Regions from separate parts of the Homo sapiens genome. Here region 1 is linked to region 2. The links are chromatin loops, found by intact Hi-C in ENCODE. Cell type or tissue: ascending aorta. All regions are shown on one strand. Links, peaks and the distances in the headings refer to the core of each region. The heading gives the core; the rest is flanking DNA. Region 1 overlaps TANC2 (tetratricopeptide repeat, ankyrin repeat and coiled-coil containing 2). Region 2 holds the start of MARCHF10-AS1 (MARCHF10 antisense RNA 1).

Region 1 (15,555 bases), core at 4,022-12,021, 580 kb after region 2:
AAGAAAACAAGTTACAGTTTATTACCTTTAAAATTAACTCATTGATACTTAAGAAAAGCTAAAAAAAAAAAATTTAAAGAATAGACACTGCCAGATGGACAATGAAATGGAACATGTAATGGAAAAGAACTAAAGGAACAGAGATAGTAAGATAATGTATAAGAACATGCCAACACAATGCTTAATGAATTTTATTAATTCAGCAAAAAAAAAAACAAAGACTAAAATTATTTCTATGCCAGATGAGTCATCAGTATTTGGCATCAGTATTTTTAGTACTTAAAAAGAGGTAACAGGCCGGGTACAGTGGATCGTGCCTGTATTCCCATCATTTTGGGAGGCTGAGGCAGGAGGATCACTTGAGGCTAGGAATTCGAGACCAGCCTGGGCAACATAGTGAGACCTGTCTTTACAAAAACTTTAAAAATTAGCCATGCACGGTGGTACACGCCTGTAGTCCCAACTACTCAGGAGGATCACTTGAGTCCAAGGCTGCAGCTTCAGTGAGCTATGATTGTGTCACCACACTCCAGCATGGCTGACAGAATGAGGACCTGTCTTAAGGAGAAGGATAAGGAGAAGCAACAGAGTAACAAGGCAATCTATGGAATAGGAGAAAATATTTTCAAACCATGTATCTGATAGGAGTTAATATCCAGAATATATAAGAAACTCCTACAACTCAGTAGCAACAAAACAATGTTTAAAAATGGACAAAGGACTTACATAGACATTTCTTCAAAGAAGACATACAAATAGCCAATAGGTATATGAAAAAATGCTCAATATCACTTATTGTCAGGGAAATGCAAATCAAAACCATAATGAGATAGTACCTCACACCTGTTAACATGGCCATTATTTAAAAAAAAAAGAAAGAATAACAAGTGTTGGTGAGGATGTAGAGAAATTGGAACCCCATACACTGTTGGTGGGAATGTAAAATGGTGCAGTTGCTATGGAAAACAGTATGGAGGTTCATCAGATATTTAAAATAGAACTGCCATATGATCCAGCAATCCCACTTCTGGGTATTTTTCCAAAAGAACTGAAATCAGGGTCTCAGAGATATTTTCACTCCTATGTTTATTGCAGCATTATTCACAATTGCCAAGAGACAGAAACTACCTAAATGTTAAAGGATGAATGGATCAAGAAAATGTGGTCTATATATCAATGGAAAAGAGATCCTGTAATATGCTACAATATGAATGAAACTTGAGAACATTCTGCTAAATGAAGTAAGCCAGTCACAAAAGGACAAATATGACATGATTCCACTTACATGAGGCATCTAAAGTAACCATCAGAATAGAAAGTAGAATAGTGGTTGCCAGGAGCTGGGGGAAAGAGGAAATGGGGAGTTCCTGTTCAATGGGTATAAAGTATCAATCATGAAAGATGAAAAAGTTCTAGAGGTCTGCTGTACAACATTGTGCTTATAGTTAGCCATGCTGTACTATTCACTTAAAAATTTAAGAGGGTAGCTTTGTGCTTTAATTAGCCTCTCCCCCTATGGAAGAACAAACATCAGGAGTAGGCAACAGATGGCACTGAAACGTGAAGGTGAGGGGAAGTCCATGATGCTGCCAAGACTCCTGAAAGTGATTGAGAAATGTGTAAAGTGAAAAGACTTGAGCAGAGTTCGTCATCAAGAATGGGAAGACAGGATGAAAGCATGACCATCACTAGCATTTACTGAGCATTTACTATGTACCAGGTTTCATGCTAATAACTACATTATCATGACAGCCCCATGAGGTATATGTATCCCCTTTTACAGAGTAAGAAATCAAGATGGAGAGAGGAGTTAAGTAATTTGCAAAAGGTCACAGAGTTGTTATGTCTGAGCATATAACCTACCCTGATATAATACCTGTGGTTAAATGATCTTAGGGGCTATAAATTAGAAACAGAGGATTGTGACCCAAAGGAGAGGTAAATTAAGATATATAGAGAGTGTAGCTGATCTAGTAAAAGGAAAAAGCTCTAAGCCTTGCTAGGAAATACTAAACTCCTGAAACCCCATGCTTTTATATAGCACCTGTCATATCACATAATGTTTTCAAAGGACTGAAAGTCTTAGACTAGGTGCAGCAATCCTCACTGGTGAGCACTGTACAGAAAGGACACCTCAACAAGGAACATAGTGTTTTCAAAAATAAACTGATTGTTCCCAAGGAGTCCCCCCCACCCATTTTTAACTTTTATTCCCCTATGTCTTATGAGTGAGATAAAAGTTTTAGATCAAATTCTAGAAAGGTCTTAGATTGAGAATCATCAGCTCTAGAGAGTTCTTTTCAGAGACATGCCTGACTTCATTGACCCTGTTTTTTACGAAAGATTATGGGGAAGTGGGGAGAAATGAAGTGGCAAAGGGATTCTGTGAAGGAACAAGGGAAATAACATTTGAGTCATGGTTAGTTCATAGTCAGTATCACTCAATTCTCATATGTTTAAAATCTGATTCACGTAAAGCTTTTTTTAGCACTAAGAAAGAATCTTAAAGATTTCATCCAAGTCCTTTGTTTCACATTTAATGAAACTGCCTCCAAAAGCAGTTAATTCCACTTGCCCAGGGTAATAGAATAATAAACCATGAACTAGAATCCAGATCTAACTTAGTTCATTTCTCTCTTACCCTCTCCACGATTCTGTTACACTCTCGAATTTCACAGATTTGCCAAATCTCAGGATGAAATGTACTTTTCAGTCTAAATAGTTAAAACTAAACCCCAGATATGTTTTTTAATTGTTGGGTAAAAAAGTAAAACCTAGTTTTTTTTTAATTCAGTTTAGGTATTGACCTACTCTCTATATAGAATAGACTGTAGGCTGCCAAGTAAATATCATATCTTCTTAATTATTGAGGATGTCTGCTAATAGTGAAGGTTGATCCTTTCCCTCCTCTTTTTAAAAGAGTTGCTTTTTTAAGAGTCCTTCCCACCATCCTTTGTAGTAATTAATTACTAAGATATGATGAAAATATCTGTCTCCTAGCTTAGTCACTTTTGTTCTTGCTTTCTCCCTTTTTTCTTTCCACTAAAAATGACTTGTTTAAATACATCTGTTACTTCTTTGTCTGATTCTGTTTATTAGCAGAAATCTGATAGGGTTAGAAAAATTGCTAGGTAGATTTTATGTAATACTGATCTATAGGGACAGGTTGCTCTGCTGAATGCTTCTGGAACTTCAGTAGGTCTTTTTTACTTTGGCTAACACCTACCTATAAATAGGTAGCTATACTGGCTGTACTGTAAGAACTACTTGCTGAGAATTTTTAAGCTAAAAATATTCCTCTCAGAGTTAATGAGGTAAAATCATCATCTGGCACCTCTGGCCTGACAAATGAATGCGCACTTTGCTAAAGCATTTTAAAGCCATAATAAAAACATGTCTGAATTCCAGCTTTTGTTAGTGGAAGAATTGCCTTTTTGGACTAAGCCTTCCATGGATAACAATTAAGAATTATGAACAAAATACAAAAAATAACTATTTGAAGGCACTGGAGAGTGGCAGAAAGCAGATGGAAGTGGGAAGTGAGTTTACATTTGAAATATAGGGACCAAAACTTATATTTGGAATATAAGGACAAACTTGTATTTTCAAGTTTGTAGCATTTTGCTTAAGGACTCTTTCCAATCTGTGGATGGCTTCAGGTGGCAGAAAGCCACAGCTTTACTTACTTGAAGTATCAAAGGACAGAATCCCAAAGCTGGCAGAATACTGGAAAGTTAGCAAGGAATTTCTAAAAGAAAGGGAGCTGCAGAGGCGGTAGGTCCCAAAATGTGTGTGTAAGCCTTGCCCCAGATCCTTGGCTGACTACTGAACCATATATGTATAGAAGAAATCCTAATAAGCTCTGCAAATAAAGAAACACCCAGAAGCTGAAAGAACTTTTCAGCTGCTTATTATAACCGAAGAGAATTTGAATCCGGCTAAGTTAACTTGAACAAAAATCAGCATACTTGAACAAAAATCAGCATACTTGAGAGGAACATAACAGAATCCAGAGGTTCTAAAATGTATCTGTTAAACCCAGTGTAATTGAATAATGTATCCCAAAAATTCAGGTCCACCCAGAATCTAAGAACGTGACCTTTTTGGAACTAAGACCTTGCAGGTGTAATTAAATTAAAATGAGATCACGCTAAATTAGGGTGAGCCCTAAATCCAATGACGGTATTTTTTAAAAAGAAGAGAAGTCACACAGAAGTACACAAGGAAGGGGGCCATGTGAATTTGGAGGCAGAAGTTGGAGTGATAGAGCTGTATAAGCCAAAGAACACCATGGATTTATAGGAGCTACCGAAAACTAGGAAGAGGGAAAAACTTTCTTGAGCCTCAGAGGGAGCATGGCCCTAGGGACACCTTGATTTTGGACTTCTAGCCTCCAGAACTGTGAGAAAATAAAATTTGGTTGTTTTAAGCCACAAAGTTAGTGGTAACTTGTTATGGCAGCCCTAAGAAATTAATACACCCAATGTAGTAAAAAGGAAGGAAATATTATAATAAAGATAAGAGCAGAAATCAGTGGAGTAAGAAATAGACAAACATTAGCAATAATGAACAAAGCCAGAATTCGTTATTTGAAAAAATAAAATTTATGAACCCCATAAATAAAATTTATGAATCTTAATATTGCTTAAGAAAAATGGGAGAAAACACAAATTACTAATATCAGGAATGAAAGAGGAGATATCACTACACATTCTACAGACATAGAAAGGATAATAAGAAAATATAAAGAGATATTATATATGCCAGTAACTGCAACAACTTAGATGAAAATAACAAATTTCTTGAAAAGCACAACTTACCAAAACTAACACAAGGTGAAATAAAATATCTCAGGGTCTCTATTTCCTTTGAGAAATTGAACCTGCTATCAGAAACCATCCACCAAATAAAACTTCATGATCAAGTGGTTTCACCATTGAATTCTATCAAATATTTAAGAGTAGGTGGCTAGATCATCTGACAGGTATATGTTTAACTTTTTAAGAAACTGCAAAATGATATTCAAAGTGGTTGTATCATTTTCGTTCTCACTATCCATGTATGAGAGTTTCAGTTCCTCCCCATTCTTGTTGGTACACAGCGTGGTCAATCTTTTAAACTTTTGATATTCTACTACTATGTAGTGATGTCTCACTGCGCCTTTAATTTGGATTTACTAGTAACTGATATTGAAAATCTTCCTGTGCGCCTATTTGCTATCTGAACATCCTCTTTAAGTTGTGAAACTTTTTTTATCTAGTTTGGATGCACGTCCTTTAACAGATACTTGATTTACAAATATTTTTTCCTCGTTTATGACTTCTCTTTTCATTCTCTTAACAGTGTCTTTTGAAGACAGAAGTTTTTAGATGTCCAACTTGTGAATTTATGTCTTAGAGGACTGGCCTTTTAGTGTCGTGTTTAAGATTTCTCTGACAAATGAAAGGACACAAATATTTTCTCCTAGAAATTTTGTAGTTTTATGTTTTACATTTAGGTATCTGATTGATTTTGAGTAAATTTTTGTATATGATGCAAGATATGTGTCAACATTCTTTTTCTTTTCGGTTTCTTCTTTTTGGAGGGGAAGATACGGATACCTAGTTGTTCCCGCACCATTTGTTGTAAAGACTATTCATCTACTGGATTCCTTTTGTACCTTTGTTAAAAATTATTCATCCATAGATATATAGTTCTATTTCTGGACTTCTGTTTCACTTATCTAATAATATTCTGTATTGATACTAATAACATACTTTATTACTGTAGCTTTATAGTAAATCTTGAAATCATGTCAACACTCCAGTCTTCTTTTTTAGAGTTATTTCAGCTATTCTAGATTCTTTGCATTTCCGTGTGAAGCCTTATAAATTTCTACAAAAAAAAAAACTGCTAGAGTTTTTATGGAGATTGCATTGGATGGATGGATGGATGGATGGACAGACGTACAGACAGATCAATTTGAGGGGGGAAGATAGATAATTTGGGAGAAAATTGACTTATCAGTATTGAATCTTCCAACCTATATAGTATATCTCTGCAGTCATGTAGACCTTCCTTAATTTCTATCAGCTGTATTTTCTAGCTTTCAATGTATAAATGTTGAAAATCTTTTATACTTATCCTTCAGTATTTCATATTTCTTATGCTATTGTAAATGATATTGCTTTTAGCTTAATTTCTAATTGTTCATTGCCAATATATAGAAGTACAATTGATTTTTACCATGTTGCTCTTGTATCCTAAAACCTTGCTAAACTCACTTATGAGTTCTAATGACTTTTTTTAATAGATTCAGTAAGATTTTCTGCATAGATGATCATGTTGTCTGTAAATAAAGATAATCTTAGTTCTTCCTTTTTCTTTTTCTTGCCTTATTACTCTGACTAGAACTAGTACAATGTTGAGTAGAAACAAAGAGAGCGGAAATTCTTGCTTTTTCTTGGTCTTAGGTGGAAAGCATTCAGTCTTTCACCATTAGCTATGTCAATATGTTCTCCATAGATGTTCCATATCAGATTAAGGAAGTTCTTTGCTGTTGTTAGTTTGTTGATACTTTTTTTTCAATCAGGAATTTATATTGGATTTTGTCAGAATTCCTCAACATCAATAGAAGTTATATTTTTCTTTTTTAGTTAAACATTGCAAATCACATTGATTGATATTTGAATCTAACTTCGCATTCCTAAGAGAAAAGCTACTTGGTCATGACTTTTTAATATATTGATGGATTCAATTTGCTGCAATTTTGTATTTACTGTTCTGTATTTATGTTCATGAGAGATACTGGTTTCTAGGGTTTTTTGATGTCTTTGTCTGGTTTTAGTATCATGGTAATGGGAAAGTATTACCTCCTCTTTACTTTTTTTTAAAGCATTTCATTTGCGTTCCATTCAAAATACTTTCAAATTTGTCTTTTGACTTTTTCTTTGATTTACATGTATTTATTTCTGGGGAACTTCCAGATATATTTCTGCTATCGATTCCAAGTGTAATTTCACTGTTATCAAAGAACATGCTTTGTATGACATGATTTCTTTTAAATTTATACAGAATTTTTTACGGCCCAAAATATAGTCTGTCTTCATAAATGTTTCATATGCAATTGAAAAGAATTTGCTATTTTACAGTAGACACTTCTATAAATATCAAATAGGTCAAATTGTTTTTTTCAAGTCTTCTATATCCTTGCTGATTTTCTACTTGTTCGCTTAATTATTAGAAGAGAGACATTGAAATCTTTAGCTGCAAAAATGGATTTTGTGGATTTCTGTATTATTCCTTGTAGTTTTTGCTCTTTGTGTTTGGAGCTTTGTTATTAGAGCGTGTATTTAGGACTGTTATGTATTCTTGATGCACTGACCCAGTGATCATTAGGGAATGACCTTTTTTTAATCCTTGATGATACTCTTTGCTCTGAAATCACTTTGTCTAATAATAAAAACCACTCCACCTTTCTATTATTTGTGTTAGCATATATTAGTTATCTTTGTCCATACCTTTAATTTTAGCCTATTTGTTTATTTATATTTACAGTGAGCTTCTTATTAGCATCATAGTGATGGGTCTTGCTTTTTTATCCAATCTGTCTTTGGCTTCTAATTGAAATATTTAGATCATTTACTTTTTTTTAATTAGGGGAGGTTTAAATTTATCTTCTTGCTATTTGTTTTTCATTTATCCTATCTATTCCTTGTTCTCATCCTGCTTTTCTCTATTTTGCTATCACATTTTGATTATTTGTATATTTTTATCTCCTTAGTTAATTAGCTGTACTCTTTGTTATTGTTTGTTCACTGTATCATGTATACTATGTAGGTTTAACTTATTACAGTGTACCCTTAAGTGATATTACACCATTTCATGTATAGTATAAGAGCATTACAATAGTTATGTCAGGAGTGCCCCTCAGTTCACGGATTCCCTGGGAAGACTCACAGGACTCAACATATAGTCATTCCCACAGCTATGCTTTATTATAATGAAAGGATACAAAGGAAAATCAGCAAAGGGAAAAGCCACATGGTGCAAGTCTGGAGGAAATTAGACACAAGCTTCCAAGTACCCTCCCCAGTTAAGTCACACAACATACACTCAATTCCTCCAGCAATTAGTTGTGACAACATGTGTGAAATATTGTATACCGGGAAAACGCATTAGTGATTCATGACCCAAGATTTTTATTGGCGTGTGGTCATACAGACCCCCACCTTGCCTAACACATACCAAAATTCCAGGCAGCCAGAAGGGGAGCAGGTAAACCACATTGTTTATACAAACTGTTTAGGTACAATGAGCCGTTCTTACCAGTTCTGGGAATGGTAAGAACCCTCCTGAAATCCAAGTTCCCAGACTCCTGCCAAGAGTCAACCTTGTAAGCAAGCTTTCTGAGGGGAGCAGCCTCAGACCTGTTATATTAATTATTTCTGCACCATGTATATTTCCATTTGTCCCCTCCCAACTTCTATGTTGTTGTTGTCAGACATTTTACTTATATAAATGTTATATACCCCACAATACAGCAGTTAGTTATCTTTTAAAGAGTTTTAACCAATAAGATAAAAATCTTATGTATTTATCCATGCGTTACCATTTCTGGTGCTCTTCATTTCTTTGTGTTAATCCATATTTGCATCTGCTGTCTTTCCTTCTGCCTGAAGGACTTCCTTTAACATTTCTTGCATTGTGGATCTGCTAGTGATTAATTTATTCAGCCTCTATATGTCTGTAAAGGTCTTTATTTTAATATGATTTTTGAAATATTTGAAAGATGTTTTCACTGGGTAAAGAATTCTAAGTTGACAGATTTTTTTTCCTTTCCATAATTTAAAACTACAGATCCACTGCCTTCTCACTTGCATTATTTGTGACAGGGAATCTGCTGTCATTCTTTCCTTTGTTCCTCTGTACTTAATGTCATTTCTTCTCTAGCTGCTTTTAAGATTTTCTCTTTATCACTGTTTTGATCAGTTTGATGTGCCTTAGTGTCATTTTATTCATGTTTCTTAAACTTGAGGTTTATTGAACTTCTTGGATCAGTGGGCTTATAGTTTTCTTCAAATTTGGAAATTTTGTAGCCATAGTTTCTTTAAATGTATCTTCTTTCCCCCACCTTCAGAGACTGCAATTACAACTATATTTGTCCACTTGGAGTTATCTCACAGTTCACTGATGCATTTTTATTTTGGAGGGTCCCTCTGTGTTTTTAATTTTGTATAGTTTCTATTCCTTTGTCTTGAAGGTCATTCATCTTTTCCTCTGTAACGTCAAATGTGTCACTAATTCTATCTAGTGTATTTTTCACTTCAGCTGGGTGTGTGTGTGTTTGTTTGTTTGTTAGTTTTGAGATGGAGTCTCTCTCTGTACTCTTTGTTATACACCCAGCCTGGAGTACAGTGGCGCAATCTTGGCCCACTGCAACCTCTGCCTCCCGGGTTCAAATGATTCTCTTGCTTCAGCCTCCCGAGTAGCTGCATTACACCCAGCCGCCACCACACTTGGCTAATTTTTCTATTTTTAGTAGAGACAGGGTTTTGCTATGTTGGCCAGGCTGGTCTCAAACTCCTGACCTCAGGTGATCTGCCTACCTCAGCATCCCAAAGTGTTGGAATTACAGGTGTGAGTCACTGCACCCGCCCTCATTTCAGATGTTCTAATTTTATATCTAGAAGTTCAATTTGAGTCTTATAGCTTCCTTGTTCATACCTTTTGAGCATATTTAATACAGTAATAATCTGTTTTAAGATATTTCTCTACTAATTCTAACATCTGTCTTATTTGTCAGTTTCAATTGATTGATTTTGTTTCTCCTAAATATGAATCATATTTTCTTGCTTCTTTGCATACCTGATAATCTCTTTTTGGTTATCTGATGTTGTGAATTTTAGCTTGTTGGGTGTTAGAAATTTTTGTATTCTTATACATATTCTTAAGCTTTTTTCTGAAATGTTATTTGCAGACAATATGATCAGTTTTCTGTCTTGCCTTAATCATTTGTTAAGCAGGACCACAGCAGCATGTATTCCAGGTCTAATTGTTTGGTACTTCTGAGATAAGACCCTTCTGAGTATTCTACTGAATGTCCTGTATATATTTTTTTTTTTTTTGAGGAGTCTCTGTCACCCAAGCTAGAGTGCAGTGGCATGATCTCAGCTCACTGCAGTCTCCATCTCCTAGTCTCAGCAATTCTCCTGCCTCAGCCTCCTGAGTAGCTGGGACTACAGGTGAGCACCACCATGCCTGGCTAAGTTTTTGTATTTTTAGTAGAGACGGGGTTTCACCATGTTGGCCAGGCTGGGTCTCGATCTCCTGACCTCAGGTGATCTGCCTGCCTCGGCTCCCCAAAGTGCTGGGATTACAGGCGTGAGCCACTGTGCCTGGCCGAATGTCCTGTAAATTTTTCCATTCTGGCTGGTAGGAACAGGTACTATTTCTGGCCCTATGTAAGAAGCAGATACTTTTTTTTCTAATCTTGGATAGATCTTTTCTCAGCCTTGGATAGTTTCCTCACATACACATGCCAGTGAGTACTCCATTGATTTCTCAAGGGTTAATTTCCACAGATCTCCAGAATTATTTCTGCACAGCTTTCTTCTTCCCAGAACTCTGTCCCTTGAATTCTCACTGCCTTGGTCTCCTGGGATTCTCAGCTCCACCTCCTCAAGTAAGGGAATGTGTCAGATTCTGACTGGGTTCTCTCTCTTTGCATTGTTTAATCTCTGTGTATTTTGGAATTTTCCAGCTATCTTTCTGTTATTGGTTTCTAATAATTCCATTGTGATCTGAGAGCAGATATTATATGCTTTCTATTTTAAATTCATTAAGATCTGTTTTATGGTTCAGAATGTGGTCTGGTTTGGTAAATACTCCGTGTGAACTTGAAAAGAATGTGCATTCTGCCCTTGTTGGGTAAAGTCATCTATGGATGTCAGTTATATTCAGGTATTTGATGGTATCGTTGAGTTCAACTGTGTCCTTACTGATTTTTCTGCCTGTTGGATCTGTCCATTTCTGTTAAAAGGATGTTGAAATCTATATATGAGATCTATAAGGATCTTCATATGTTTTTGGAGAATTTACCCCTTTATCATTATGTAATACCCCTCCCTGTTCCTAATTGTTATCTGTTAGATCAATTCAGAATAAAAAAAAAATAAAAGTTTGTATCTTACCTTCACTTATTCCTTCTTTAGTGCTTTTCCTTCCTTTATGTAGATTTTAGTTTCTGACCTATATTATTTTCCCACTCTAAAGAACTTTTCTTAACATTTCTTGCAAGGCAAGTCTGGCAACAAATTTCCTCAATTTTTATTTGTCCAGGAAAGTCTTTATTTCTCCTTTACTTCTGAAGGATAATTTCTCAGGGTACAGAATTCTAGGTTGGTGGGGTTTTCTCTCAACATTTTAAGTATCTTACTCCCCTCTCTTCTTGCTTGCTTGGTTTCTGAGAAGTCACATGTAATTCTTATCTTTGTTCCTCTATAGATGAGGCATTTTAAAAATCTGGCTTCTTTCATGATTTGTTCTTTATCGTAGTTTCAAAATGATACGCCTAAGTATAGCTTAGGGGGCATTTATTATGGTTGATGTTCTCCGACCATCTTGTGGTTTGCTGTCTGATATTAATTTGGGGAAAATTCTCAGTCATTATTGTTTCAAATATTTATTCTGTTCCTTTTTCTCTTTTTTCTCCTTCTGGTATTCCCCATTATGCATATTTACACCTTTTGTAATTGTTCCACAGTCATTGGATATTTTATTCTGGGTTTTTTTCAGTCTTCGTTCTCTTCGTTTTTCAGTTTTGAAAGTTTCTGTTGATACATCCTCAAAATCAGAGATTCTTTACTCTGATTTTTATCTATTAATAGACCACATACAGTCCATTAATAGTCCCATTAAAGGCATTCTTCACCTCTTTTGCAGTGTTTTTTAATCTCTAGCATTTCTTTTTGGTTCTTCCTTAGGATTTCCATCTCTTTGCTTACATTACCCACTATTGTTGCATGCTGTCTACTTTATCCATTAGCGCCTTTAACGTGTTAATCATAGTTGTTTTAAATTCCCTGTCTGTGTGTTACATCTCTGCCATGTCTGGTTCTGATGCTCACCCTGTCTCTTCACATTGTGTTCTTTGCCTTTTAGTATTCCTTGTGCTTTTTTCTTGATAGCTGGATATGATCTACTGTTTTAAAGGAACTGCTGTAAGTGGGCCTTTATTATTAATCATGTGGTAGTGAGCTGTGGGGATGAGGAAGCGTTCTGTAGTTCAGTAAGTAGGTCTCAGTTTTTTAGTGAGCTTGTGCCTCTGAACTGTAAGCTTCATAAGTGTTCCTCAGGTATTGTTTTCCTTCCCCCCCTTCAGTGGGAGAGGAGGACTAGAGTGGGAGACAGTTGGGTATTTCCCTTCTCCCACAAGGAATGCTTCCCTTCAGTTAGGCACTGATAATACTCCAGCAGGTTGGGCTCTGGTGAACTAGGTTCCCCTGAGGGCAGGCCTTGTTAAGAGCATTGTGCTTTGGCATGTTTCAAAATGGTTACTTTTCCCCTTCTTCTGCTAGAAGCTTGAGGGGATTTTTCTTCAGTATTTACTGTGAGAACCTGGTTGGGCTCCTAGAGGTAAGTCACACAAAATGGTGGCGGCCCCCATCTCTGAGTGCCCCTGGAGTTGTTAACTCTCAGACTTGTCCACATGGAGCCTCCAGCAATTTGTCAGTAGCAAGTCAGGTTTTCCTACCCTGGCTCTGGTTCCCACTGCATTTTCCACTCTGGTAAGCTGTGACTCCCTGACTGTACTCAGTGATTTGCCCTGTGCCCTCACCTCTTATGGATCCTGGAATTGTTGAATTTTTAGTCTGTTCAGGTTTTTACTTGTTGTTAGGATGAAGTGGTGACTTCCAAGCTCCTTACATGTGAAACTGGAAACTGGAAGTCTCCCTTCTTACATTGTGGCCTGGAAATGCTTTCAAGGCAATAAGTGGGCAGTCACAGGATTTGCCTCATTTGTTTTCCATCTGAGGAACCACTGTTTTTCATTGCCTTATGTCTGCTGTCTTAAAACCTATTGTTTCATATATTTTGTGTAAAGGTTTGTTTATTGCTTTAGGTGGGAGGGTTAATCTAGTGCCGCTTACTCCATCTTGGCCAGAAGTGGAAATTCATGTCAAATTTTTAAGAAGAATGTTATAGATGGAGTAGACCAGAACATAAACCAGTGTCTCATTAGAAGGTAACCGTCTTGGTAGTTAGAATTAGGTTCTCCATAAGCTACAATGCATATTGTACTTACAATAATGAAGAGTTAAATGAGTCATTGTTTACATAACAATAAACTTAACATGTAACATTAGCAAGACTTTAGTTACTAAATGGATGGATGTGGATCCAGCCTTCTCAATAACTTTTCTAAATGAAAGTGAGTCTTAAAAAAAAAAATTCATACTGTCCTCTCTAAATACTAACTCTGAGGCATTTTCCCCCTTCCCCCAGCTTCCTATAGGAAATACTATTCACCGATTATAAGTGCCTTGGCTAGTATCCAAGTCTTACCTGTGACATGCACAGAGCTTGGAAAATGGTTTTTCTTCCCTCTCGTTATTTAATAGTCTTCTTGTTTATGACAGTAGCCTTTAAACAGGGAATGTGTTCCTGAAAGATGGCAAACAAATGATTTCATTTTCTTTTATTATATAGTACAGAGCAGTGATTTTCAAAGGCTGGGTTTGCATCCTTAACTGTCTTCCCCTAGCCTTCCTGTTCTACCAAAACCAAGTCTATACACATTTCTCTGCAGTTGAGAGTGGAAATCATATTAGCTTTATTCACAAATCCGTTTACTAAACATTATGGAATGTACATACCCTCTGACAAGAACTGGAATGTACATACCCTCTGACAAGAACTGTAGTAACACTAGGTTGGATGATTATGGTGGGGTGAGTTAATGAGATGCAAGGGTAGCAGTGTAGGGATGGACATCATCATGTCAGATACAAATATTTGGTGGCTTTATACAAAAGAAATGTGAGAGATGCAAGATTATCCATTAAAATAAAAGCAAAACATCTTGAGAACCTAAATTATATGGCTATCATTCATTGAGAACTTCCTAGGTTCTGATTAAGGACTTAACATACATTTCCTCGTTTAACCTTATCAGGTAGATGCTCTTATTATCCTCATTTTACAGATGACAAAACAGGCTTAGAGTGAACCAGCAACCCCTCCAAGATTACAGCACTATAAACAACAGTGGAATGGGAAAAGAGGAAAGGGATTATATCTAAGAGATATTCCTCAAGAATAATTGATAAGACCTGTGACAAATTAGTTGTAATGATTAAGGAGGAAGAAATTATGGGTAAGTCCCAAGTTTCTATCTTGGAAGACCAGACAGATGGTGATATTTCATTAACTGTGGTAACAAATGGAAAAGAACGAATAGATTAAGGTAAGCGAGATAAATTTAGCTTTAAACATTTTAAGTTTGAGATTTCTATTGGATATCCAAGCAGATAACTCTTCTAAGTTGTTGGAAATGCTGTACAGGAATGAGGTCTAGAATAGAATAAACTTGGGCACCATCACCACTTAGATTGTGTGAAAGACACTAGTGTCTTCCTTTGAGATTGATAAGAAAAAAACAATAAAATATAGAACCTAGGATTGGCAGTATTTTAAAGATGGGCAGAAAGCAGGAGTCATTAAAGATATATCAGGAGGAGAAGACAAGAAAAGAACTGGAAGAAAGTGTCGTCACGTTAAGCCCAAGAAAGGAGGCTATTTCAAAAAGTGGGGATGGGTAAACAGTGTGAAATACTAAAAAGTGATTAAGAAGCATAAAGACTGAAAATAAATAATTTGATTTAACAGAAAGTCTTTAGTGACTTTAACTAAAACAATTAGAGCAGAATATTTTGGGTGGAAGCCAGGCTATAAATTATTGCTATGAAAGTGAAAATTGCAAACATGGTTCTTTCCAAACTTTGGGTGGTAAAAGGAAGAATGGAGATGAAGAAGCAGCATCAAAGGGAAGATGGCTCAAAAAGGGCCAATATGTTTTGGTATCCTTTTTGTTTAGTTTTGTTTTAAATAAGTGTGTGTGGGATGGGGTGATTATGATTACACTGGATGTCTCTGTTGGCTTGATGATATGGATGGTGATAACAGCTAACACAGTTAACAGCCAGACACTGTCCTAAGCACATCACATGTATTAACTCATTTTATCTCCATGGTATCATTAACCCTATTTTAAACATGAGGAAACTGAAATATCAATAACATAAGCAGCTAGCCTAAGCTTGCACAGAGATACGATGCAAACTGAGGCAGCCTGACTCCAAGTCCACAGTTTACCCTCCCTGCTATATGCTTCCCTGCTCACCCAAAAAAGCGATTCTGCTTTATTTATTCTAATTTTCTTTACAGAATGTATCTAGAGTGAACATTTTTCAGACCATTATCTTTAGAGTGTGTTTTAGGACCTGATTCAAATTGCTTTCCGTTCTTCAAAAACTTATTTCCTGGGATAGGAATAGCTGCCCACTCTAGTCCTAT
Region 2 (15,555 bases), core at 4,475-12,474:
AAAGCAAATGAACGCCAGATTGGACTGAAGGGATGGCGGATGCCCTTGCTGGGGATGGGATCTGCCTGGGGAAAGGCAGTGGGAGTCAGGAAGCACTCCAAGCTTCCCGCCTGGACTGCAGGGTGAATGGGGTGCTGTTTCCTGAGACAGGAGCCCTAGGGAGAGCCCATGAGCTGCTGGCCTGAGTCCAGGACTACGGTGGAGCCCAGGGGACCCCCTCCAGCAATCCTCTCTGTGCCGCCCCAGCAACAGCAGGACCCATGGAAGGCGCCTAATCACTCAGGGGAGGGAGTCCCAGTCCTGTGGGAGGTTCACCCTGGAGTGAGTTGCTATCTAGCCCTGCAGCCCAAACAGCTCCCTTTGTGAGTTAAGTGCCCTGCCACTGCCCACAGTGAGAGGTGAAGCCAGCTGGACTTCCTAGGTTGAGTGGGGACTTGGAGAACTTTTCTTACAAGAGGTTTGTAAAATCAGTGCTCTGTAAAAATGCACCAATTGGTGCTCTGTAGCTAGCTAGAGGTTTGTAAAATGCACCAATCAGTGCTCTGTAAAAATGCACTAATCAGCACTCTGTACCTGGCTAGAGGTTTGTAAAATGGACCAATCAGCACTCTGTAAAATGGACCAATCAGCAGGACATGGGCGGGGACAAATAAGGGAATAAAAGCTGTGTCCTCCCCACCCACCCCACCCCTAGCAGCAACCCGCTCAGGTCCTCTTCCATACTGTGGAAGCTTTGTTCTTTCACTCTTCACAATAAATCTTGCTGCTGCTCCTCACTCTTTGGGTCCGTGCCACTTTTAAGAGCTGTAACACTAGGCCAGGCATGGTGGCTCACGCCTGTAATCCCAGCACTTTGGGAGGCCGAGACAGGCAGATCATGAGGTCAGGAGATCAAGACTATCCTGGCTAACATGGTGAAACCCCATCTCTATTAAAAATACAAAAAATTAACTGGGCGTGGTGACAGGCGTCTGTAGTCCCAGCTACTCGGGAGGCTGAGGCAGGAGAATGGCGTGAACCCAGGAGGCGGAGCTTGCAGTGAGCCGAGATTGTGCCACTGCACTCCAGCCTGGGCGACAGAGCGAGACTCTGTCTCAAAAACAAAAAAAAAGAGCTGTAACACTCACCGTGAAGGTCCGAGGCTTCATTCTTGAGGTCAGTGAGACCACGAACCCACTGGAAGGAACCAACTCCAGACACAACACCACAAGAAACATTGGGGGAGAGGCCCCCCAAGACCCTAGTGACTCTAACCTCGGGAGAGAAGAAAGGTCAAGGAGTGAGGTCCGGATCACTAGCTTGAGGGGTGGGAGGGAGCAGCGGAGGGACGGAGGACCCCAGTGGCCAGAGCTGCCCTCGTCAGTGGCTGGTGCCTGCTCTCCTCACGTCTCTCTGCCTTGCTCAGGTGACGAGTCTCCCCAGGGCCCTGCACCCACCTGCAAGCATTTCAGACAGCGTCACGGGTGCCTGGAGGCTACCCCTAGACCTCGTTCTAAGCCTGCCCAGAGATGACTAAGGGAGGCTCCTGCATCTCTCTGAAGGGGCAGGAGGCAGGCTCTGGATGCCGGCCACTCACCCTCTGGCTCAGGATAGCCCTGGTGGCAGTCTCCTTCCTTTCTGCTCATTTCATTTCAATACATCAAGTACCTCCTCTACATACCAGGCTCTTTGCTGGGTGGCAGATGCCCCCAAGCCTATCCTGGCAGGCCTGGGCAATCAGCACTGTATGCCAGGCGCTAGGCCCAGCCTTCACTTGCAGGGTTAACCCGCCCCGCTCTGGCCACCTGGATCCGTGAATGAATGGGAGAATGCGGCTGCTCTCCAGAGAACAGCATTCTCTCAACCGCTTCTTGTCGCGCCAGAGATGGCCTCCTCGAAGGTGTGCTGGCAGAGCTGGCCTGGCCCAGTGGGCAGCCCTGTGAGGCCGCAGGGGTGAGGAGCCGCCAGCCACACCACATGGCTCTCCTGGAACGGAGCCACCTGAGCCCGGCCAAGCCGCCTCGAGCACCAGGGCTTGAGTCCATTGCAGGCACAAGGCAAAGAATTGCGACTTGAGGGAGGACCCGGAGGAAGGCAGGCTGGAGGGAGGGAGGGCGGGCAAAGGACAGCAGGGAAATGAAGGGGGCTGTGAAAGACCAGCACCAGATGAAAGTACCGAGATGTTCCGGACAGGCCTGATTTTCTTTATCTTCGGGGCTGGGACTGCCAAGAGGCCCCGGGGAAAGCCTGCAGGCTTCACTCCCACCAGAACCAGCACCATTTGAGGGACAGATTTCAATCCTTCCTTGGCCAGACAAGCAGGCGGGATGCCAGCGCTGGAGAAAGGGGAGGAGGAGGAGCGGTGGGCAGGCCTTTCCTGCTGGAGGTGGACACGCTGGGGGCGCTGAGGTTCAAGGCCACACAGTGAGGAGTGCAGAACCTTAACTGTCTCCTTGCATCGGCTGATGGCAGAGCTTTAGTTATAGCCATTTCAGGGAAATCCTGGTCAGTTAAGGTTTTCTAGTGCAGTTGGGATTTTCGCCTATATTTCCAGGTGCCTCTAAGGTCCTATGGAGCGTCCAGGTTTCACAGCTGGGGGAGGGACATCTGGTTCCCGGTCATTTATGTCCCCGCTGGCTTATGCAGGGGTGTCCTGCCCTTCTGCATCTCCCTCAGGGACTTGGGGAACCTTGGATGGTGTCTTTCCTCATACTGGGGCTGCAGGGGGCTCAGAACACTGCCTCTGACCCACTATTCCTCCATGACAATGATAATAACAAAATAGGTATTATTTACTATGTACACGCCCTGTTCTAACTGCTTAACACGTATTAACTCACTTAATCTTCCCAATACAACATAAGGTAGGTGCTACTGTCCCCCTCTTACAGATGAGAAAGCTAAGGCACAAAGGTGAAGAACTTGCCATGCCACCTCTCCTCCCTGCACTGGAAAACGTGTTGTGGGGTGGGCAACAGGGCTACAGAGAGCCCCTCGAGATCTTGTAGTCAGGCCTGGGGACTAAAGAACTTTGTCCCAACCTCTCATCTCTGGAGAGTTTTAGGGCTATTTTGAGACTTGAGGGCTAAGAATGACCTCTTTCCTTCTGAGCCTCCACGGCCTCCCTTCCCAAAGCAGTGGCGGAGGGACACCTGGGTCTCCTGGGCTGTGGGGTACAATGCATAGAAATAAAGTGGGGCTCGGTTGACGTATTAGACATTTATACCATTGGGGATGCTTTATTTTATATTTTAGCATTATTTATTTTTATTTTTTATTTTTCTGAGACGGAGTCTTGCTCTGTCACCCAGGCTGGAGTGCAGTGGCGCGATCTCAGCTCACTGCCTCCCGGGCTTCAGCGATTCTCCTGCGTCAGCCTCCTGAGTAGCTGAGACTACAGGCACCCTCCACCAGGCTTGGCTAATTATTTTTTTATTTTTAGTAGAGACCAGGTTTGACCATGTTGGCCAGGCTGGTCATGAACTCCTGACCTCAAGTGATCCGCCCACCTCGGCCTCCCAAAGTGCTAGGACTATAGGCGTGAGCCACCGCACCTGGCCTCATCACTGCCTTTTAATAAATGAGGCTGTCCTCTTGGAATCTCAAGCCATGAAAAGCCCCATATGGCAGGCAGACTCCTGCCAGGAAATCAAATTGATAGTGTGGGTAGTCCCCAGCTCCTCAATGTCTACCCCACCCTGGACCTCATGGGAAGCATTCCTGGTTGGGTAAATCCCTGAAACAGTTTTGGCCGGGCGCCGTGGTTTACGCCTGTAATCCCAGCACTTTGGGAGGCTGAGGTGGGCGGATCATGAGGTCAGGAGATCGAGACCATCCTGGCCAACATGGTGAAACCCTGTCTCTACTAAAAACACAAAAATTAGCTGGGTATGGTGGCGAATGCCTGTAATCCCAGCTACTCGGGTGGCTGAGGCATGAGAATCGCTTGAACCCAGGAGACAGAGGTTGCAGTGAGCTGAGATCATGCCACTGCACTCCAGCCTGATGACAGAGCGAGACTCCATCTCAAAAAAAAAAAAAAAAAAAAAAAAGAGTACAGTTTTTCAAAAACCTGATTTTCTGATGTAAACCTGTGATGGTCTCCTCAGCTGCCTCAAACACTGTCACATCCTACTGTGGATTCAAGCTGTCAGGATGTTTACACGGCCACCTCAAATTCCATTCCGCTCTCTACAAAAACTTATTTTTAGACGTGCACTGTCCCTTCTTATACATTCCTCAGTACTGGATCCTGGACAAATCTTTAGTCAACCTTAAAGTTTAGTTCAAAAGGCTCATTTTCTCATAGAGTTTGAGGCCATTTTTGTGAGTGGAGGAACTTGAGGTTTTAGGAATTTTATTTAAATCATGGAGATATTTTCGACTCGAATGGCTCTTAACTTTGATCTTGGGTCTAGGCTGCCTGGTTGAAACTACTACTGGTTTTCTTTCTTTTTTTTTTTTTGAGATGGAGTTTCGCTGTGTTGCCCAAGCTGGAGTGCGATGGCGCAATCTCGGCTCACTGCAACCTCCGCCTCCTGGGTTCAAGCAATTCTCTTGCCTCGGCCTCCCAAGTAGCTGGGTTTACAGGCATGTGCCACTATGCCTGGCTAATTCTTTTTGTGTTTAGTAGAGTTGGGTTTTCGCCATGTTGGTCAGGCTGGTCTAGAACTCCCGACCTCAGGTGATCCACCCACCTCTGCCTCCCAGTGCTGGGATTACAGGCGTGAGCCACTGTGCCCAGCGAACCTACTGGTTGGTTTTCAAGAGTTGCATCACTTTAACTGGAACATATCGGAAGAGTGGGACCAGATTTTAAGGTGAGTCAAGCCTGGCCTTCCTAAAACCCTATTGACTCCTTAATTCAGCTCAGGGCACCCCTTTGCCGCAAAAATCTCATCCTTTGAGACCCCTAGGAGAGGGTGAGTCGGGGAAGCAGGGGCCTCTCCTAGTCTGAGAAGTCTTAAAGGCAGGGGGGAGAAGTGCCGCCTCCTCATTTCATCTTTCTCTCTCGTTCTCCTCTCTCTGCCCTTTCTCTGTCCCTCCCTCCATTTTTTAGAAAATCTATAGAGGCAATGAGCTTTAGCAAATTTATCCAGTTGTGTAAATATTGCCACAAAGCAGCTTTATAACACCTCACTCACCCCCAATAGTCCCCTGGACCCTATTTGCAGTCAATCCCTGCTCCTTTCCCAGCCCCCAGCAACTACTGATCTGCTTGCTGTCTCTCTAGTTTTGCCTTTTCTAGAAATTGTGTAAAATGAATCATATACTATGTAGTGTTTGGTGTCTGGCTTTTCTCACTTAGCATAACATTTTTGCATGTACCGTAGTTTGTCCCCTCCATCTTTTATTATTATTATTATTATTTGTGACAGGGTCTTGTAGCCTTGTCTACAAGGCTGCAGTACAGTGGTGCGATCATGGCTCACTGCAACCTTGACCCCCTAGGCTCGTGCGATCCTCCTACCTCAGCCTCCCGAGTAGCTGGGCCCACGAGGGTATGCCACTACACATGGCAAATTTTTAAATTTTTTTTGTAGAGACAGGGTCTCGCTATGGCCCAGGCTGATTTCAAACTTCTGGGCTCAAGCGGTCTACCTGCCTTGGCCTCCCAAAGTGCTGAGCTTATAGGCATGAGCCACCATAACTGGCCCTTTTATTTTTATTTATTTATTTTTGAGGTGGAGTCTTGCTTTGTTGCCCAGGCTGGAGTGCAGTGGTGCGATCTCAGCTTACTGCAGGGGTTCAAGTGAATCTCATGCCTCAGCCTCCCAAGTAGCTGGGACTACAGATGTCCACCACCACGCCCAGCTAATTTTTTTTTTTTTTTTGGTATTTTTAGTAGAGACAGGGTTTTGCCACGTTGGCCAGGCTGGCCTCCAATTCCTGACCTCAAGTGATCCATCCTCCTCGGCTTCCCAAAGTGCTGGGATTACAGGTGTGAGCCACCATGTCCAGCTCTTTTATTGTTTTTTGGCTTAAAAAACAATTTTTTTTAAACAAAAACACACACACACACACACGTACTCAAACACACTCGCACACACAATTTTCTCACTAACCCTCTGACCTTCCACCCCAAGTCCTGACTTGGTCTTTGGGCCCTAAGATGCAATCAGGAAAAAAAGTGTGGAGTCCACACCCCAGTTGGGTCCTAAGTGGGTACCTACAGGGGCAGCCACCATCCAGCCTGCCCCAGCCCATGGGGGCCCAGGATGTAGCATCCCCAGTGATGGTGGGAGCAAGGGAGAAGTAGAGGTGAGATGTGGGCTGTGACATGTGCTTCCCTCTCCCTCCAGCTTGAGACCCTTGGCCTCTGACCAAGGCAAGTGAAATAAACATGAACGAAGCTGGGAGAATAATGTCAGTTTACTGAATGAATACATGGCTCGAGTCCATTCAGGGTGGAGTGAGGCCTGGCAGGTGCCCTCAGCAGTGGGACCCCAGGCCACTGGACCTGGCAGGGCTTCTGGGCTAAGGGGGCAGCACCAGGCCAGCCTGCCAGGGGCTCCACAGTCCCACGCTGCTTGACCTGTGCTGTCTGGGACTAGACTGGTCGCTGTGGCTGCCCATAGATGCTCAAGCCAGACCCCAAAAGAGAGTGGCACGAGGTGAAAATCTAACTGTGAACGCTTTGGTTTCAGTTTCAGTAAAGAGGAGGAGGGAGGGAGGCACTTGGGGACGTAGAAAGAAGGGCTGGCGGGAGAGGTCTCCGCCGAGCTCCACAGTTGGCTTCCTTGCTAGACGACCTGGCTTTGAGAAATGCTGCCTTCATTTCCATCTCCCAACTCCGAATCTGGAAGGCAAGAAGGTGTTTCAGGCTGGAGGGCCGCAGCAGACCGTGGGTCTGTTACAGGGGGCACGGCACTGCTGCTTCATCTTCTCCCACCCCATCCCTGAGGCCCAGCCACCCACATGGCCACAGTGCCTGGAACCGTGTGGGGAACAGAGACCTGCAGTCTGGGGCCGGGGAATCCACAGACTGCCCCATTGGGGTTTCAGCCACACCAGCTTCCCCCAAAGACAGCATCTTGGTCATCTCCACGTCCCCACATAGCCTGGTGCAGAACTTGTTTTCAGGCTGAATAGCTGCAGGGGCCATTGCTTCCTCTCAGGGTAAGGCCCCACTTGAACCCCCGCTTCCTAATTTGGCAGGGAAGGGGGAACGGACCCAGGTGTTTCAGGAGTCTTTCAGAAATCAATGGCTGGATGCAGAGGGACAAGTGATAGGACGGGGAAAGGGAGGGAGAGCAAGAGGCACTGGGACGCAGTGCAGTCCCAGTGGAGGAGGTGGAGTTGGTGGGGGTGGGTGGTCTCCTTTATTCTTCGGGGAAACTCTTGTCTCAATATGTTTCTTTCCCCCTTGGCTTGAGTGAATGCTCTCTGACAATTTAGAAACAGTTTAAGCCAGGCGTGGTGGCTCACGCCTGTAATCCCAGCGCTTTGGAAGGCCAAGGGGCGGGGGGCGGGGGGCGGCGAATCACTTGAGGTCAGGAGTTCGAGACCAGCCTGGCCAACATAGCAAAACCCCATCTCTACTTAAAATACAAAAAATTAGCCAGGGGTGGTGGCGGGTGTCTGTAATCCCAGCTGCTTAGGAGGTTGAGGCAGGAGAATCGCTTGAACTTGGGAGGCAGAGGCTGCAGTGAGCCGAGATCGTGCCACTGCACTTCAGCCTGGGTGACAGAGCGAGACTCCATCTCAAAAAGAAAAATAAAAAAAGAAAAAAGAAAAGAAAGAAAGTTTCTGCCTGTTGTGGAAGAAACTGTTGCACGGAGCAGGAGCAACTGACATCCCCTCAATCCTACCTGGACCCTCTCACCCTCTCAGTTCTACCCAAGGAAGCCCAAGCCCCTGAGCTGCCCCCATCCCCTCGTCCATCCTGCGCTTTCTCCAAAAGCCAGTAGCCTTGACTGGGTGTTTGGGGAGGTGCTCTGGCCCAGCCTTTGGCCAAGGGCCCTCACACCCGCCCCTGTTCCTGCCCCTGTCCTCATCTGTTTGCATATCTGCAGGAGGTATTGCCCCCACTACCGACCCACCACCCCTTGTCTTGGTGACACTGGGAAGTTATTTGTGCCACTGGGAAGCAGCTGTCCTGGTGCTGGTTCCTGGGCACACCCAGGGACTCTCCCCAGCTGCCCTAACCTCGGTTTCACTTGTGGCATTTGTGTGAGGCTTTGGTTCTCACGTGCAAGGGAGGGGGGCCTGGTCAGCAGGCTGGCATGGGCACCACAGAGTCACAAAGAGGCTGGCACCTCTCTGTGCTACCTGGTGTGCCCTGATGTTTTGCCTCTTTTCCTCCTGTGTACCTCAACCGAGCTAGGGCAGCAGGTCACAGCTGTGACTCACCTCCGGCAACCCATATTAACAAAGTGCTGCCAACCAGGCGAGTCATGCCAGGATGCCAGGGGACCAAGGGAGTGTGGCCTATGGGGGAGGCTGGGTGCCCATGGCTCTGCCAATGGCTACCCTGGCTCTTGTCTTGAGAACGGCTCTGGCGGGAAGCCAGGCCAAGGCTGCGACTGGTCAGCACCCCAGGATGGTCCCTCTGTGCTGGGTTCTCCTCGGCCTCGGCTGTGCCCACCCGTGTCTGGGGTGTGTGCTGAGCTGGGGGCAGGTGGAGATGGCCTGGGCCTCCAGGGGAGAACTGGCTGTCTCCACCTTGGGGCCGAGAGCGGCAGGGGAGGGTTGGTGATGGGGTGGATCCTCCAGCGGGTCCCAGTTCCCGGAGGAAGGATGACAAATGAGTGTGGGTCGCTCCCTCTGTGGGACCATTTGCCTCGGAGCAGCAGGGAAGGGCGGCAGGTTCCCTGCCTCCCGTGGCGACTCTTTTCGGAGCACCACCCTAGGGATGTTCTTCTGCCCTCCGGAGACGTCGGTCTTCCCTGGGGCCGGGGCTCAAGGCCAGGGTGCCCCAAGCCCAGGCTCCAGGGTGTGCGGGGAAAGGCTCGGTCCTGCTCGGCGCGGCTCGCCCTGGGCACTAGGGGTCGCCCCTGCCCAGCGGAAGCCACGCGGGCGCGCCCGGTCGCCGCAGGTTTCCCCGGACCGGGAAAAGCGAGGCGTCTCCGGGGCGGGGCTGGGGAGGGGGCGCCTGGGCGCGGCGCCGGGACCCTGCTGCCCTGTCCTCCCGGCCGCGGCTGGACGGAGCGCGGGGCCGCAGCAACCAGGCCGGGCTCCCCGTCGCGCCCCTTCCGGAGCGGGAGGCCCTCGCCGAGGCGGAGGCTGGGACGCGCGGGGCGGGCGGCGGCGGGGAGCCGCGGGGCCGAGGCGCAGGGCGTTTTCCCCGGAGGTGCGGCGTGCGCCCGCGACACAAAGGTCTTTTAAAGACCTCGCAGCGCCCTTCCCGGCTGCGGAGGCTGGAGGCCCGGGGGGGCGAGGCCGGGGTCGGGGGTGGCCGCGCGAGGGGGCGCTGGGATCGGCCAGACCCCGCGGTTGCGCCCGGGCTGGGGCTCCCGGGCTCCTTTTGTGGAAAAGAGCGGAAAGCAGGGCCCTCTCCGGGTCTCTGAAAATGGTCAGTTCGGCTTCGCAGGGCTGCGTGCCCGGAATAATAAATTGGCTTCTCTAGGGTCGTAATCTGGGCCCCACCCCGAGCAGCTTTGAGCTGGTTCGCGCCTTCCAGGCAGGACTACTGGGAGTTCTCAAAAGCACCCCCGCAGTCGGCTGTGTCAGGATCACCTGGGTCCGGTGTGAACACGATTCCAGGGCCCCACCCCATCGCCTGAAGCGGAATCTCTGGGCGGGGCCCAGGAAACCGAGTTTTTGGTGAGTTCCCGGGTGATTCTGATGGCAAAGCCCATGTGGGAGCCACTGTTCTAAGGGCTTTTGGACAGGCAGTTGTGAAATTTTCCCCCAGAAGAATCTCTGGGGACCCAGTTGTCACACACCGCTGGATTCACTGCGGTGTTGATTCTGCCTCCTGATGAAGTTCTTCCCGAGTCTGACTTCGAGCCCGCCTGCTTTATTAAGCACGTTTTTCTCCAGTCGTTTTTTTTTTTTTTTAATGGAAAAAGGAACAGGGAGAAGGCTTTTCTCGAACCTGTTTGCAGAGAGCCGTCTTGCCCGCTTTGAGGGCCCTTTCTTGGGAGACCTGTTTGCTTTGTTCAACCTCTGAATTCAGCAGACCCCAAATCCACCAAGGCCACTAGCTTGTGAGTGAATGTGGTCCCTTCAGGTAAGGGCCAGACAGCCCCTGCCAGGGCTTGGGGAGGGTTTTCCTAGAGGAATCCTGGCAGTAAAAAAACCAACCCCCAAACTCTCCAAGTGCTGGACGCTGGAGAATCCCAGCAAGGAAAAGGAACAAATCTTATCTCATGCCGGAAGATAACCTCTTCCCTTTGTTGGCGCCTTTCCTTGCGTTCAGGATGAATTAAAATTCTTATCTGCTCTGCATCCAGTGAACTTGGCCTCGCCTTCCTGATTGTTTGCTGCGGCTGACTTTCCCAAGCTTTGCGGGGTTATTTTTGCCTCTGGGTGGTGGTCATTCCTTCCTTCCATGGCATTTGGTTCCACACAGTCACAGAAAAAGAGTAATTTAGCAAACACCCTCAAAATGGCAGGACTGGCCCCCAAAACCTACTTTCATTTTCCTCTGTTCTGGGTTGTGGGTAATTTCTTGACAACTACAAGAAAGAAGACAATGAGAAATGAATTGTTTTTTCCAATACGATTGTGAACAGATGTATAACCTCCTAGTCGCAGCAACGTTCTAGGAATCCCTTACACCACTTTAAAGGGGCAGGAAAATGGGCAGAGGTGCTGAGGGCTGGGTGAGTGCTAAGCATTGGCAGGGCTCAGCCTCATCCTGACGAGAGCTGCAGCCATAACCTGGGTCACCTTTGCTGTCTCGGGCTTCTAAATTTGGCAGCGAGAACAGACTCGCTTCCTTTGAGCAATTGATCTGAATAGCAGAATCCCATTCTGATGGTCCGAATCACATTTACAGGCTGTGGGGGTGAAGGCCGTGCTAATTGGCCACTTGCCTCACCACTGGCTTTGAAACAATCGCTTGTATTCTCTGCGCGGCAGGAAGCAGCAGACCCATCAAGGCCCTGGGCTCACTCTTTGTTCTGACTTTATGGCATTTTATGCCACAATAAGAAACACTGTGTACTCCGTGGGAGCCCATTGTGCCAGGCTGCAAGGATGTGGGCTCCGGTGCAGAGGGCCTGGTGCTCTTCCCCAGGAAGAAGAGGGGCTTTGTGACAGGCTGGGGGACAAAACAAGGGGTGCTGGACACTGTTACTGAGGCAACTGCCTGGCCAGTGTGGAGGCAGCTTTAGTCCCTGGGACCGTTTCTGTGCCCAAGGAGAGGGAGGGCAGGGGAAGGATGGAATTTCATCTAGAGTAGCAGGTCCTGGTTGCCTGGTAAATTATGCATCAGGACTGGGCTAGCCACTGCCTCCGTTTTCTCTGGGCTCCTGAGATAACCTCCACCTGCCTCTAGATTCTGTGCCAGCTGATCGTTATCTATCTCATCAACTCTTGTTCCATCAGGAAACTGCATCTTGGTGAGTGGGAAGTTTTTGTGACTGTGGACCAAACCTGGGCTTCCCATATTTTGGGTTGATCTGGGCCTTGGAGGGAAGAGCTTTCGGTTTTGTAGAAATGATGTGGATAGGAACTGGGGTAGGCACAGTCCATCCAGTCTCACACGTGAATGAACCAACGGGGATTTGAGAATGGCTTCTAGATCGTACCTGCCCCTCCGGCCAGCCCCGGGGCTCCCTTCCCCTGCACCTAGCCTGAAGTTTTCCACCATTAACGGCACACCTGGGGCAGAAGACAGAGTAGGGTCCTTGCTCCAGGAGATCGTTGTAATAATCAGATAGAGACAAGACCTGAGCTGGGAGGAAGCCAGGACACGGGGGATGGGGGACCAGGCCCTGACAAACGGAGTGCTCCGTGTGGGGGCTGAAAGGGAAGGAGGAGAGGGAAGGCAGGGCCATTTAGCTTCACCTCAAAGGTGGGGTAAAGTGAGGCTGGTGGGTCCTGTCTTCTCTGGAGATGCTCCCCGATGGGAGGAAAGGCCAGCTTCCTGCCGGCCACTTGCAGAAGCGAGCATCCAGTGCTTCCGCCAGCCTGTCCCTCACCCCAGACCCAGCCCTGTCCTTCCCATGTCTGATGCTCCCACACGGGCCCCCTTATTACCCCGTGCCATTGCAGCAGCCTCCCGGCTGGTTTCTTTCCCCTGCAATGTGGCTGCCCAAGTTCTCCTCCCAAAACCCACATCTCCTGGCCTGCCAATCCCAGGCTGGAAACTGTTCCATGGCCTCCAGAGCCGCTCACAAACCCTTCCCGCCCCACTCCCTGCCTGCACCTTAGGCTCATTCTCTGCCCTCCCTGGCCACACACCTCCCTGACTTTCCCCAAACATGCAGGTCTTTCCATGTCTCTGTGCGTTTCCATTTCCCTCTGCATGGAACACTCTTTCCCATCACACCTACCCTTGCCCATCTGCCAAACCCTCCAGGATTCTGGGTCAACATCATCCCCACGGTGGATCCATTGGTGAGAGCAATAATGAAGCAGGTTTGCCACCAGGCTCCCAAAGAAGTGGGAACACTGACTGCAAAGGGCACAATCTGATTGGATGAAAAGCGAGGCCTCAGAAGCATTGGCACGTGTCCGCGAAGAGCCTAGCTGGAGGTCTGTCCTAGAGGAGGGGCTGAAGGAGGGGCGAGAATGGCAGCGCTCCATTTCATCCGACTGCTCTGTGTTCCTCACATCTGACCCAACCTTCCGTTACAACACAGGCACATTTGTGGATACTCTTGGTTACATGTGTGTTCTCTCCTTAGATTCTGAGTCTCTTCTAGGAAAGGAGTGTCTTAATCATCTTTGTATTCCCAGAAGCTAGTTTAGAGGCTAGTATGTAGTAGGTTCGCAGAAAATCTTTGAATAGCGGCTGAGGTGGGAAGATTTCTTGAGACTAGGAATTCAAGACCAGCCTGGGTAAACTAGCAAGACCCCCATCTCTACAAAAAATAAAAAATTAGCCAGGTGTAGTGGTGGATGCATCCCAGCTCCTCAGGAGGCTGAGGTGGGAGGATCACTTGAGCCCAGGCATTCAAAGCTGCAATGAGCTGTCATCCCGCCAGTGCACTCCAGCCTGGGCAACAGAGTGAGACCCTGTCTCAAAAAGAGAAAGAAAATCTTTGAGTAAATAAATATATGTTGAACTTGGAAGTATTCCTTTACCTAGAATATTGTTCTCTGCAAATTTTGTACTATCACTTTCTCCAAAACATAACTCAGGACTCGCCTCCTGGAAAAAGTAGGTTCTTTTTTTTTTTTTTCTTTTTGAGACAGAGTCTTGCTCTGTTGCCCAGGCTGGAGCGCAGTGGCGCCGTCTCGGCTCACTGCAAGCTCTGCCTCCCGGGTTCACGCCATTCTCCTGCCTCAGCCTCCCCAGCAGCTGGGGCTACAGGTGCACGCTGCCACGCCCGGCTAATTTTTGTATTTTTAGTAGAGACAGGGTTTCACCGTGTTAGCCAGGATGGTCTCGATCTCCTGACCTTGTGATCCACCTGTCTCGGCCTCCCAAAGTGCTGGGATTAAAGGTGTGAGCCACCGCACCTGGCCAAAAAGTAGGTTCTGATTCAGTAGTTGACTGTGCATCAGAATGTTACTAAGCACCTATTAGGTACTAGGCATTTTCTAGGCACTGGAGGCCTGTGAGATATAAAAGAGATAAAGGTTCCCGTGCCCAAGTTGTTAATGAGTGCCCCCAACCCATGCAGGCCACTTCCTTATCTGGCAAAATCATTTGGGACGTCAGTAAACACTCAATGTTCCTGGTATCCATAGTGCCAGGGACATGGTCAGCAGTCAGATGTGACTCACTGTGGGCCCAGCATCATAAGAGGCAGGCATAGAAGGCCTGGCTTTGCATTCATATAGCTCACAACTTCACTGAGGAGACCAGTTGTTTATGGGATTGCAGGAAACCCCAGGAAGCCCCAGCCAGGGAAGAGCTTATGTTGTCAAATTCACAGCCTGTAGGAATTCACTGGGTCCACTAGTTCTCTTGCACAGGTGCTACTTTCCAGTTATTTCCTGGTTTTATAAATATGTGTCTCCTCTTTCAACTCCTTGACAAGCTCTTTACGGAAAGGGACATCAGGGCGTCATGTCTAGCGTCTAGTAGCTTCTTTCCCTGATCCTCATCTCCGCACCTGGTACAGGGCAGTGCATGAATGGATGACAAATGATCACCACCATTAACAGGCATTTGTCAGCCGGGCACGGGGGCTCACACCTGTAATCCCAGCACTTTGGGAGGCCAAGGCAGGTGGATCACCTGAGGTCAGGAGTTCGAGACCAGCCTGACCAACATGGTGAAACCCTGCCTCTACTAAAAATACACAAATTAGCCGGGCACAATACACCGATAATCCCAGCTACTCAGGAGGTGGAGGCAGGAGAATCACTGGAACCCGGGAGGCAGAGGTTGCAGTGAGCTGAGATTGAGCCACTGCACTCCAGCCTGGGTGACAGAGCAAGACTCTTGTCTCAAAAAAATAAAACAAAAAAACAAAACAAAAAAAACGAGGCATCCATCACTGGGTCTCTTCATGAGACACAACCAAGAAACACAATGTGAGTGAATTCTCCAGTTCTGGTAGATGAAGGAGAGGGAAGGAGGGCTTCTCTGCTGACTTAGTGCCTCTCTTTTGCTCAATGTTACCATCAGATTCTGAATGTTTTCTACGAGAAATTACTGAGATGCAAATCAAGAAGTGTGAATTTAACAAGAGCCAGTTGGTTTCCTACTTTCATTTGGGTGCCTTTTTTTGTTTTTTGTTTTAAACAGGGTCTCACTCTGTCACACAGGCTGGAGTGCGGTGGCACCAATCATGGCTCACTGCAGCGTCAGCCTCCCGGCAGCATCAACGGCACCGGGCCTGGGTGCCTCTTAACTGGTTATCTGTACCTGTTACTGCTCGGTGGTCTAAGTGGGTGAGATCAATTTCAGGGTTTCTCCAGTTCAATGTGAGCTTGTGGTGAGAGAAGAGTGTCCCTGGTCCCTCCTGCTGCTTTTTGCTCTGGTTCCCAGCTTGCTCCTTGCAACTTCTTCCTAGTCCAGGACAGATTTACTGGAAGTTTCTTTAGAGGCAGTGCTTTAGGGCTTTGGTCTTCATCTGTTGGGTTGTACTGTTTGTCGTTTGTCATGTTTGCTTTGCAAGCCTGGTGGCTAATGTTGCTTGCATTGGCTCACTGCTCTTGGGGCCATCTGTAACCTGTATCAACCCCGGATGCTTTGAAGTTCAGTGTGCAATAAAAAGTTCATTAAAAAGATGTGGAATCATGAAAATAAGGTTACAGAAATGTTAACAAAGGATCATATCCTGCTTCTGGTACTTTTCTTTTTTAAAAAATGTATTTCTTTGAGAAATTTATGTCAGCATTTAAACCATGGAAGAGTTTAGGAAGGACAGGCCTGGGTCAAAAGGAGGGTGAGATTCTTGAGGAGATATCTTGGCAGAGCCCCAGCCTGTTGTCTTAATTGAGAGCTCAGGGTCTAAGGAGAGAATGTGAGCCAGAAAAAAAAAAATCTAGGTTTCTTATGACTAA

The links. Peaks named below come from ENCODE experiments on the same cell type or tissue, not always from the same donor. Only the 100,000 strongest peaks of a DNase experiment are listed, where the experiment ranks them.
Region 1: a loop joins it to region 2, with 2.1 times the contacts of the local background. A loop is called at or near these places in 2 of 110 quality-filtered maps.

What each region holds. Positions count from the first base shown.
Region 1 is chr17:63,277,595-63,293,149 of GRCh38, forward strand. All of the region lies in intron 9 of TANC2 (tetratricopeptide repeat, ankyrin repeat and coiled-coil containing 2), which reads left to right. Among named protein-coding and RNA genes, the nearest start is that of CYB561, 160 kb to the right of the region's middle. In ascending aorta, for the core only: no CTCF peak of the experiment used is centred there; no DNase peak of the experiment used is centred there; H3K27ac peaks cover 1,115 bases.
Region 2 is chr17:62,694,981-62,710,535 of GRCh38, forward strand. MARCHF10 (membrane associated ring-CH-type finger 10) reads right to left here. Exons shown (of 11, transcript NM_152598.4): 10 at 10,559-10,601; 11 at 6,334-6,778. The coding sequence ends at 6,723. It overlaps MARCHF10-AS1 (MARCHF10 antisense RNA 1), which reads left to right and starts at 11,226. Exons shown (of 3, transcript NR_147886.1): 1 at 11,226-11,489; 2 at 12,452-12,627. RefSeq lists silencers at 8,877-9,286, 9,465-9,691 and an enhancer at 10,554-11,345. In ascending aorta, for the core only: a CTCF peak has its summit at 8,958 (motif pointing right); DNase peaks (open chromatin) are centred at 8,411, 8,981 and 12,108; H3K4me3 peaks cover 2,454 bases; H3K27ac peaks cover 1,209 bases.